Linked DNA regions of Homo sapiens: region 1 is linked to region 2. The links are chromatin loops, found by intact Hi-C in ENCODE. Cell type or tissue: CD4-positive, alpha-beta T cell. All regions are shown on one strand. Each heading gives the region's core, and the rest is flanking DNA. Links, peaks and the distances in the headings are about the cores only.

Region 1 (5,379 bases), core at 199-5,198, 76 kb before region 2:
TAATCCCAGCACTTTGGGAGGCTGAGACAGGCAGATCACTTGAGGTCAGGAGTTCGAGACCAGCCTGGTCATCATGGTGAAACCTCTTCTCTACTAAAAATACAAAAATTAGCCAGGCATGGTGGGGCGCACCTGTAGTCCCAGCTACTCGGGAGGCTGATGCTGGAGAATTTCTTGAACCCAGGAGATGGAGGTGACGGTGAGCCAAGATTATGCCAGTGCACTCCAGCCTGGGCAACAGAGTGAGACTTCATCTCTAAGAAAAAGAGATGTGTGACTTAAAATATTCAACCTCTCTGTTCCTTTGTTTCCTCATCTGTCTACCTCAAAGTGTTCTCAAGAAGATAAGACGAGCTAGTATGCTTAAAGGACTTAGGACAGTGGCTAGCGGTCAGGGAGTGCAGTAGAAGTGCTTATTAAATAGAATGCTCCCTCTCAGTTAAGAGGGAGATATGGCCTCTGTCTCTGGCTGAGCAGCCATGAGTCCAGCTACCTCAGAGGTTCTACCCCTAAAAATCTACAGATGGATTGGGTTAGTGGGGGGTGACCAGTAGCCTCTGCCATGCCTGTACCATAGGTCTAACTTTTATTTTTATTCATGTGAATATGTGAGCCCCTCAGGAGACAGCAGACTCCACTGGGTCAGGGACAGTTTGAATGTATTCCACTGTTTTCTCCCCTACATATAACAGGGTGCTTGGCCCATAATAGGTGCTTAATAAATATGTATTGGATATTTAATAGAATAACTACTACTATTGCTAGTGCTGTTGCCACTAATACTACTATTACTATTATCCTCAGGACGGGATTTAATTTTCTGCATCATAAATTATTGTACTGAAATAGGGGTTCCTGAAAATCATGTATAAATCGTGAAGATAACCTCCCAAAATGGTCAAATAATAATAGTAATAAAAAATAATGTTCTCCCTTTAGGTATTTACCCAGTAATGGGATTGCTGGGTTGAATGGTATTTCCGTTTTTAAGTCTTTGAGGAAATGTCACACTGTCTTCCACAATGGCTGAACTAAGTTATTCAACACTATTCACAATAGCAAAGACATGGAATCAACCTAAATGTCCATAAATAATAGTCTGGATAAAGAAAATATGGTACATATACATGATGGAATACTACGCAGCCATAAAAGAGAACAAGATCATGTCCTTTGCAGGGACATGGATAGAGCTGGAGGCCATTATCCTTAGCAAACTAACACAGGAATGGAAAACCAAATACCACAAGTTCTCACTTATAAGTGGGAGTTAAGTGATGAGGACACATGGACACACAGAAAGAAACAACACACAATGGGGCCTTTTGGAGTTTGGAAGGTAGGAGGAGGGAGACAATCAGGAAAAATAACTGTTGGGTAGTAGGCTTAATACCTGGGTGATAAGATAATCTGTACAACAAACCCCTATGACACAAGTTGACCTGTGTAACAAACCTGCACTTGTACCCTTGAACTTAAAAGTTTTTTTTTAAAAAAGTTAACAGTAATAATTAACTTTGTTGTATAGAACAATAGAATAATAAATAGAAAATAAGGAACTTTAAAAGTCAAAATTAAAAAATAAAGAATAAAAATAATCGAGGCTTTGTTCTGCAAAATGTGTAGTATCAAATAAATATTGGGAAAGTTTACAGAGAAAAATAATACTAGTGGTGTCAAGTAATTCACAGTCAGGAATAACTTGAAGAGGCACAGAATGAGTGATTATGTTCATGTACCAAATGAGTAGGGATAAAATATAGTTAACAAATAAAATGCATGTTGGATATTAATGCAGGAAGGTAAACACCATTATTTGCCCTCACCAGGATATAAGGAAGCAGGTTTTTAATTGGCCTAGAACACCAAGGTCTAGGAAATGCCATGTTCAAAAGAAATAGGATCAATAGCTAAGCCAGTCAAAGCCATATACACCTGGAGTGAAATGTGTGACCATGATGGAAGAATGTGCACAGAGAGTTTGGTTGAAGATTAAAGGAGGGAGGGAGAGTGGGACGATGCTGGAGACCACCCATCCAGATGGAGGAAGCACTGATGTTTTCCAGGCATGGATCAAACAGCACAGATGCTGCCAGAGAGGTTGGGTGACTGCAGAGGGAGGGGCCCGGGTGCAGGGAGCCCACAGGGACAGCTGCTAGAAATCGACTTCAGTCCAAAGAGGAAGCGAGGCAGAGCTGCTTCTCTGGATCTATTCTAACCAAGGAGGAAGTGACGGGGGCCCTGGAGATAAAAGGAGCAGGTTACTCTAGAGCCTCCCACAGCCAACCATGGGTGAGCTGGGTATTGTCAGGTGGGTGACCGCCTTTTGAGGAGGCAGAACTCTAAAAGCTTAGAGCAAAGATTGGTGGAATTCTAAGACGTGAGCATGAAACAAGTCTGGAGAGGGAAGGGTCCTTGTTCATAGCACAATCCCGACTGGGAAGAAAATGGGGAAGTATCTCAAGAGGTAGCCAAACAGGAAATTCTCTGGTAAAGTCAGACGTAAGAACACTTGTACAAAAAAAAAAAAAAAAAGGAAAGAAGATGAACATAAATGCAAGTAAGAAATAGTGTTGAGAATCTTTGTGCTTCAAAGAAGTTTGCAAAATTTGCTAAGACCTAAAATGAGAGTCAAGTAAAAGAACAAAGGCAGGACAGATCTTCTGTAAGGGCAGCTAATATATAATGTAAACAGACAACAGAGAGAAAGGATAACAGCTCAACTGGGTTACATTAAACAAGTACTGACTGGCTGTCTTCTCTGTAAGCCACAACCAGACATAGGGCCATGACCCTGCTCATGAGGAACTCATGGGCCAGATAAGGAAAGTATACAAAGAACAAATGATGATCAGGATGGTAAATTTCCATAGTATTGGGTATCTCTAAATGAGAGAGTTCAATTGGTTAAGGGATTCATTTAGGAAACACTTCATCAAGGAGAACTCAGTGGTAGGTTTTGCAGGATTCCGATAGGGCTCTTGGATTGAGAAACACTTTAAAGAAAAGCAGAGGAAGAGAAACCTGTTGAAGATCATGAGAAGAAATGGTGGGAGGAGGAAAGAGTTAACCTGGAGTAAACTATCATAGAAATCTAGGAGATAATTTCTCCCAACAAAGCACCTGTAGAAGTTGAAGAACATGAAACAAATGTGCATGAGAATAGGAAAGTCCCAGTAATTTAAAGATAGTTTGAGTGGCATGCTGGAACAGAAACAAGGTCCCCAGAAGGTTTATGAGATGAGGGAGAGCATTAATTAATTCCAAAAATTTGCCTGTGATGGAAGCAAAAGAGAAAGTGGACAGTATAGAAAGATATAAGATCAAGGATGAATTTTGTGCTTTGTTCTTATTTTTAATTTGGTTTGTGGATGGAGATTTAAACATAGTTATTATATGTGCTTAGAGGGAAGAGGCAATAGAACGAAAGTTACTAGAAATGAAAGATAATGAGATGATTAATAAGGCATGACCCTGAAGGATGCAAGTAGGGGATAGGAACTGGAGTCCATGTGGGAACATTAGCTGTGAGAAGTGGGTATCACTTTTTCCATGGAAATTTCAGGGCTCTGAGAGTAGGTCCATCTGTAACCAGTGCTTGAGACAGAGCACTGAAGGTGTCACTTTGAGTCAGTTTTCATTAATTGGAGTATTAAGAAGACCTGTCACCCCCTAAAAGAAAGAGAAGAGATAGTTCCAAGGGGGATTTGAAGACTGTAGAGAAACAATGATTTAGGGGAATGGAAGAGGAAGGTATTATGGGACCTGTGGAAGGAGAGTGGGATATAGCTGAGCTTCCAGTTCAAGCTGGAGGCTATAGCTGCATAGGGCACCAACCCTCATGGTATGTGAGCTTCACCAGTAGTCCAGGTGTAGGAAGGGTGGATGGTTGTATTAATCCAGGGATGGAGTTTACCAGTGAGTGTGGTGGAAAAATGAGAATGGGAAAGAAGATGTAGACAGACAGAGGCTGAAGCCATGAGCTTCATGGCTTCAAGGCAAGAGCCATGAGATCCAGGCCACTAAGCAATAGGAATGAAGGCAACAAGGAAATGGAGCAATCGGAGCCCCTAAGAGATCAAAGAACAGGTGTAGTAGGCACACAGAATGATGACAAAAGATAACACAATATTATGGGCAGTGAGAGGGATCCTGGCAGAGAAGGAAGAATTCCAGGTAATATGCAGGGTGTGGCCCTAGGAGAGTGTGCCTGGAGTTGGGGGAATTGGAAATCAATGAAATTGAGAACGTCAAGAAAAGCGTGTTGAACGGAACATTTTCTAAAACTCATTGCTATGTTTATTTGTACACAGAGGAAACATGTAAGTGTGCTTCTATGCTAAGGGGAAGGCCTAGTAGAGAGGGAGATGAGGATACTGCAGAGAGGGAAGAGGGTTGAGGGAACAAGGTCTGGAGGAAGCAGGAGAGAAAGCAGGTCAGAGCATGGCTGATGGGATTGGCAGGAGAGAGAGGAAATAAGGAGCAGGAATTAAAAACGGGTCTGGGTACAGATGCATTCATCTGGGCATTTGAGGCAGGAAGCTGAGGCCGGACAATCTGCTGTGAGACAGGAGGACAGTGAAGCAGAGCATGGGAGAGAGGCAAGAGCTTGGAACAGCCGCGGGAGCTTCCTGGTGGGACTGGTTGAAGGATCTTAGTGATTTTCTCCAGCTGGGCTCAGCCCCCAGGCTTGAGAGTGGAGAAGGCCAATGATGTATGGGTTCCCAGGTGGAATTTTGCCAGCTCTGAATGACAAGTAGACAAGGAGGGAGAGAGATTACCAGTGAGAACTGACAAACCCTGGCAACCAAGGAGGCCGGGCTGGATAAAGAGGGAAGTAAAGCCAGGTGGATCCAGATGGACTGAAAGCAAATGGAGGAACCGAAGTTCTGGGAGGACCGCGGGAAATTAAGAGTGGGTGGAATGAGAATAAACCTCTGAGGGGGTGTAGAGTAAGATGAGGGAGCTGTGGCTTAACGGAATTTGTGAGGATGATTTGGGCGTTGGACTTAACTGGAAGCGTTCTGAATCAACACTGAGATGAAACGGCAGTGATAGGAGTTGACCTCATTACAGTTGAGCTGAGGCATCACAAGCATCTTTCTCTTGTTTAACAGAGCTGGAGAGCTGGGAGACCTGTCTGTTCCACTTCAACTCTAAGAGTCCATGAGCAACTCCACCTAACACACATTGAAATACATACCAGTCAATAATCGTATTTTCCATAAACTCTTACCTAAACCAACTACAGCTCAGGGAGATGCATTTTCATTTCCTGTCTTCCCTGCACACTCTACATGCATGTGATGCTCCTTTACAGTACAGCGCATGCATGTACAGTGCATGTTGCATTTCAGGGAAAGGAGGAGCTAATCTATG
Region 2 (5,379 bases), core at 153-5,152:
TAGCTGTGTTAGGATCAGAACTGAGGTGTATTGGCTGCTTTCCACTAAACCATGTTAAGCTAACTTACTAGTATACTACTGTTCTTTCAGTCTGCTTCATTATATGTAATACACTTGAAATTTCCTTTAACTTGAGCTTGGAGTTGGGCATTTGAGTTGACAACCCATCAGGCAGAAAGGAAGAAGGGAAGCCAGCCAGAGTGGAAGAGATGGTGGAGCAGAGATGGTGGAGAGAGGCCACCAAGAGCTCCATCACTAGGCAGTGAGTGTGAAGGGCAAGCATCCATCGTTTGGCTCATAGGTTTGGTGACCTTGATTTCAAGTGGAAAATTAACTATATTAAACAAAAAGGAACCCCTCTCCAATTCACACTGCAGACAGATGAGCTAGGGGTCTACACTCCCTTTTTCCCACTTCCTCTGTGTCTTTGATGACTGTATAACCAGATTCTCATGACACTCTCACCACTACCCCATTTCTCTTCCCAGCTTCTTCTGATCCTAGACCCATAGAGAGTGTCCCTGCTTAATAACACTCTGTAAAACATGTTGGTGATAGATAAGCCATCGGTAAATTTACTGAATGATCCATGTGGACATGACACTGCGTTAGAAAGTAGTCTTGAACATAAAGATTATATAGCATGAAATGGCTTCAGAGAACTTACTGTCTGGTCAGGGAGGCAAAGCCTAAGCATGAGAAATATTCAGTCAACAAAATGAGAATCGAGTGGCCTATCATTAATACCACAGCAGTGGCAGACCAGGAAAGTAACTGCTTGCTGAGTGGGAAGCCATGATCTGAAGAGAGTTCGGAGAGGAAGATGGAAGTCATTTTATTCCAGGGCTGGGGAAAGACAGAGGAGAAGAAATGAATGAGGCAGCCAGGTGGCTCCAGGAGTGCTCAGAGGGCAGTGAGGAAGTCACTGAGGCTCGCCTGTGAACAGCAAAATTGAAGCCAGGTCTTTGAATGCTGCAGTGAGAAGGTTGAACTTAAACCTGCAGACCAGGGACTCCTAAACTTGGCAGTACATAAGAATCCTCAAAGCGTTTGTTAAAATGCAGGTTCCCGGCACCCACCCTGAGAAACCATGATGAGTGAGGCAGAGAGGCCCAAGAATCTGCATCTTAATAGCCCTGTAGTCCCAGCCATACTTTAAGAACCTTTCTGTAACAGGAAGTCTTTGACTGGTTTTGATGAAGTCTAAATGAAATCTTCAGGAAACTTCAGGCCTAAGCAAAACTGAGCAGAACCTATTTTTACAGCTGACAACTGGCACTGCCTCTGGAGGGACCTCTATGTTCTAGCTGCTGTCTGGAGATTTTATTCATATACCATGGATTTCTTAGTCTAGTCTCTCAGTTCTCAGATACTACTACTAATTAAACATGACTCAGAAACATGCATTTTTAAATGTAGGCCACAAGATCCTAAAGCCAGTCTGAGATAACATTGGATCTAGAATATTCAAATATGGGCTCCAAATTCTGTACCATTACACAAAACCATTCAACTTCTGAAAAATGTGGACACGTGTGAGTTCTACCTGCAAGATGCAAATGTTTCATTGATAGGAAAGAACCTGTGGTTGGGCTGGGGTTTGTGTGTGTGTGTTTATATTTATTTGCCACATCCCACCCTTCCTCCCCCATCTCTTGGCTCAGAACCTAACTTCAACTCTCCCGAATCCCCAAGGCCACTCCCAACTAGGATTTTTTAAATACCTTAACCATTTCAAACTTTCCTTCCCTTTGGAACCTAAAGGAATTTCATTTTCCATTTTCCATTAGCAAGGTGGCTCCAGTTAAACCAGGGCCTCAGGAATAAATACAGCTTGGTTTAAATATTTGCACATCTATTAGGTTTTACTCTAAAGCAGACTGTCCCGACGACGCCTTGCTATTCACAGTGTGGTCTTTGGACTGGCAGCATCACTACCACCTGGGAACTTGTTAGAAGTGCAGAATCTGAGGCCTCAGCCCAGACCTGCTGAATCATCGTCCCCATTTGCTCAAGAGCCCCGTGATTGGCCTGATTTTCATGCACATAAAAGTTTAAGGAGCCCTGCCTAAATCTCCCGCCTCCAAGCTGTCCCCGAAATGTTGGCCTCTCTGCCTCTGGACGCTTGCAGAGATGGGGTAGTGGAATCAGTTTCATGTGGGGGTAGGGTGCGGGCTTCACCCCCTCCCTTCGCCCCCTGCCCCTCCACCCTGCCCTTCTTGATGCTCTCCCAGCGGCTGCACCTGCAGAGTTTTCACTTCTCTGGGAAGCCTCTTGACACAGACCCCGTCCTTGCCTCTAGGGTGGGGCCGCTCTACTTCTTTTCTTTCAAAGAGCCTGGGATGCTGACAGCCTCAGATGGAGGCATCCTGTTTGTCGAAAAATAAACCGGCAGTTAAAGCAGGGTTGCGAGAGCGAGAAAACCACAGGCCTGCGCGCCGCTGATAACGCGCGGGCAGGCAGCTTTTGCAGAAGTTCCGTCGCTGCGGCGCGCTGCGCACCAGAGCTGCGCCACCGCCTCCCTTCCTGTCTGGGCCGCTCGCGTCCCCGCCGTTTCTGGCTGTTGCTTTCTGCGTCGCTCTTTCAGTTACTTCGCCCATTGCTTTTTCTAAAGGATCCCCTTGCTGCTCCGCCATGAGGGATGGATCCACCAACAAGTCCCCGGGCGGATGCGCGCAGATCCTGGACCCATAGGAGGCCAAAATTTACGAGCTGTCATGAAAATGACACCGTTTAAGAGAAGCTGAAGTTGCTTTCTCTTCTGCAGTATGTAATGCTTTGACCTGGTTAAAATAAATAAATAAATAACAATTTAAAAAGAAAGAAAGAAATACAGAAAGACTACATCCTCATGAGGCCTGTAATGCCAAAATGAAAAGGGACCCCAAAGTGCAATATCCAGATTGCTTTTCTTCTTGGAGAGAGTTGACCTGGCCTGATTCTATGCGGTGAATAACTAATTATCAATCTTCCCCTTTTGAGGGGTATTAAAGCCTCTTTCCCCATTTGCCTGTTATCAGATAAGCTAGGCAGATGAGAAGTCAGTGGGTAACCACAGGTATAACCACGATATTCACTGGAAACCAAAAGATTTGACCCCCCGAGGTAAAGAATGTACTTGAAAATAAACCTGAAAATAGTTTTACAGGAGCTGAAAAACTCAGTGTTCCCGAATCAGTAATACGAACTTCTCTGAGCATTAAAAAGTACAAGCACTCCTAAAAAGGACATCTTGAGTCACAGAAGATGATGCCTGTTGGGGTTGATTGAGTCCCTTTGGAAGAGACCCCTGTGCCACGGTGCACCAGAAAGTCTCCATCATTGTTGGGGCCTCTGCAGTTGTTCCAGCTACCCAGTGCTTTTTTATTATTCTTCTTGTCCGAAAACATAGAGTAGAAACAGTCCATACTCATTCCTTAATCTTCCTGTGTTCATAACGAGCAAGCACCCTAGATGAGTAAGAATCTACCTTATTTTTAAGAATTAGCAGAGAACCATATGAGTTTCCCTTTTCCTCCCCTAGAAACGTCCTCAGGTTGGCTAACTTTCCTATTGAGCAATTCCTCACAGCAATCACTCCGCACACCTCTCATCTGAGAGGCTGTCTTCCCATTCCTATGAGCTTTTCTTCCTCTGTCTCATGGCCTCACTCCTAATTATTCATGTTCTCCTGCTGAAGGCCCCTTGACCTAAATATAGAGACCCGTATATTTTGGCTACTCATGTATAGACCCTAATAATGAATAACTCAACTTTATGGTGACATAAAGGAGGAAAACTCAGGCCAAAGAATGTTTAATTCTTAGGGAAGAAGGAGAGAGCTGGCCAGGGATAGCGTGTGCTGGGTGTTAATAGCCACGTGCATAGCCTGTTGGGGAACTTGGCTCTCTCTTGAATCTGGTGCAGGGCATCGGAACGTCTGGGGGAGGAGCAGATAGGATGCTGCTCAGGTTGAACAGGGCTGGACCATGAGAGCTTTGAATGCACTCAAGAAGGAACTTTCTTCAGTGGGCCGGGGCCAGGCCAGATTGATGAATGATCGATTCCTATTATTTACCTTGAGGTCCTCATGGAGATATTTTAAATGGACTTCTTTCTCATTTATAAACTGTCATAAACAAATGACTAAAAGATGTCTAAGTGGTGACTAGAAAATAATAAACCTCATTTTAGCCATATATTTCAGAATTTACACATCTGTTATTGTAGTGTCCTTCAAAGTCATCCCCTGGGAGGGAGAGGGAGCACCATTCTAACAGCACCATTATTACTTTAAACATCTTCGGATCTGCTTTTTTGAAATGACTTTCAGAGTTAGTTTATTGGCTAAACAAGTAAATCCTCCTTACTTTTAAATCACACCTCATTTTTGAACAAGACAGGTATTGTCAAGCTTCCTTGGTCACCTTATTTGTCACCAGTCTTGATCTTAAATGCCTTCTGGCTGTTTCTAAAAATCAGACCCATCACTTATATTCCAGACATTGAGGCTATTCTAAAGCATATGCACCATTGTATGAATTCTAACTGGATGCTGAGAATTTCATCATCACTAGAAAAGAATGTCAAGTTGCAAAGTGACTAGGATGGAAGAGGCAGTATTAGCTACAACATCTTAGGTGTATGTTTAAAAAGTAATCTCCAAATTAGTCACACCTAGTTAAAAAGAAAATAAAAGCCTGGTGCTGTCATACTGTAGTACTTTCAGGGCAGGAACCTAACTATATAACTGATCCTCACTTTCTGAGAAGTTAAAAGGATGGGATGCAGAAAGTGAGTTAAAAGTCAGTTCTAAGTCTTTTGAAGAATGCCCAGAGGTCTACTTTTACCACAGACATGCTCTGATTACTAATAGCACACACATAAAGACATTGTGTTGTATTAGGGTATTGGTTAGGTTGCTATGAGAGAGAGATTCCAAATTATCAGGGCTTAAACAAGATAGAAGTGTGTTTCTCTCTCTTGTAGAAGTCTCAGTAGATTGGCATGGCATCTTCACAATCACAAAGAACCAGGTTTCTGCTACCCTGATGGGCTGCCTTCTGCAATGCCTGGCATTTACCTCATGGCTCAAAATGGGTGCTCCAGCCCCCAACATCACATCCACATTCCAGCCAGCAGCAAGAGAGAATATGGAAGGGGAAGATCTACTCTTTCCCTTGAAGAGCAGGATCTGAAATTTGCCCAGACACTCCTGCTGACAAATCATTGACCAGAACGTAAACAAACATATGGAGGCACCTAGCTGTAAAGTAGGCTGGGAAATACAGTCTTTTGCTGTGCAGATATGTGCCAGGCTAAATATTTATTTGTTTATTGATTTGTATTTATTTAATATGTTGATATATATTTATAATTAGTATATAGTATATATGTAAA

The links. Peaks named below come from ENCODE experiments on the same cell type or tissue, not always from the same donor. Only the 100,000 strongest peaks of a DNase experiment are listed, where the experiment ranks them.
Region 1: it touches region 2 in a loop (13-fold over the local background); 1 of 110 quality-filtered maps calls a loop at or near these places.

What each region holds. Positions count from the first base shown.
Region 1 is chr21:35,100,060-35,105,438 of GRCh38, reverse strand. No RefSeq gene overlaps it. Among named protein-coding and RNA genes, the nearest start is that of RUNX1, 53 kb to the right of the region's middle. RefSeq lists a silencer at 30-208. In CD4-positive, alpha-beta T cell, for the core only: no CTCF peak of the experiment used is centred there; a DNase peak (open chromatin) is centred at 2,248.
Region 2 is chr21:35,023,961-35,029,339 of GRCh38, reverse strand. The region is part of intron 2 of RUNX1 (RUNX family transcription factor 1); the gene reads left to right. Among named protein-coding and RNA genes, the nearest start is that of RUNX1-IT1, 13 kb to the left of the region's middle. RefSeq lists a cis regulatory region at 2,432-2,449 and enhancers at 2,368-2,512, 2,166-2,668. In CD4-positive, alpha-beta T cell, for the core only: no CTCF peak of the experiment used is centred there; DNase peaks (open chromatin) are centred at 1,189, 1,599, 1,989, 2,469 and 1 weaker place; H3K4me3 peaks cover 1,823 bases; H3K27ac peaks cover 4,707 bases.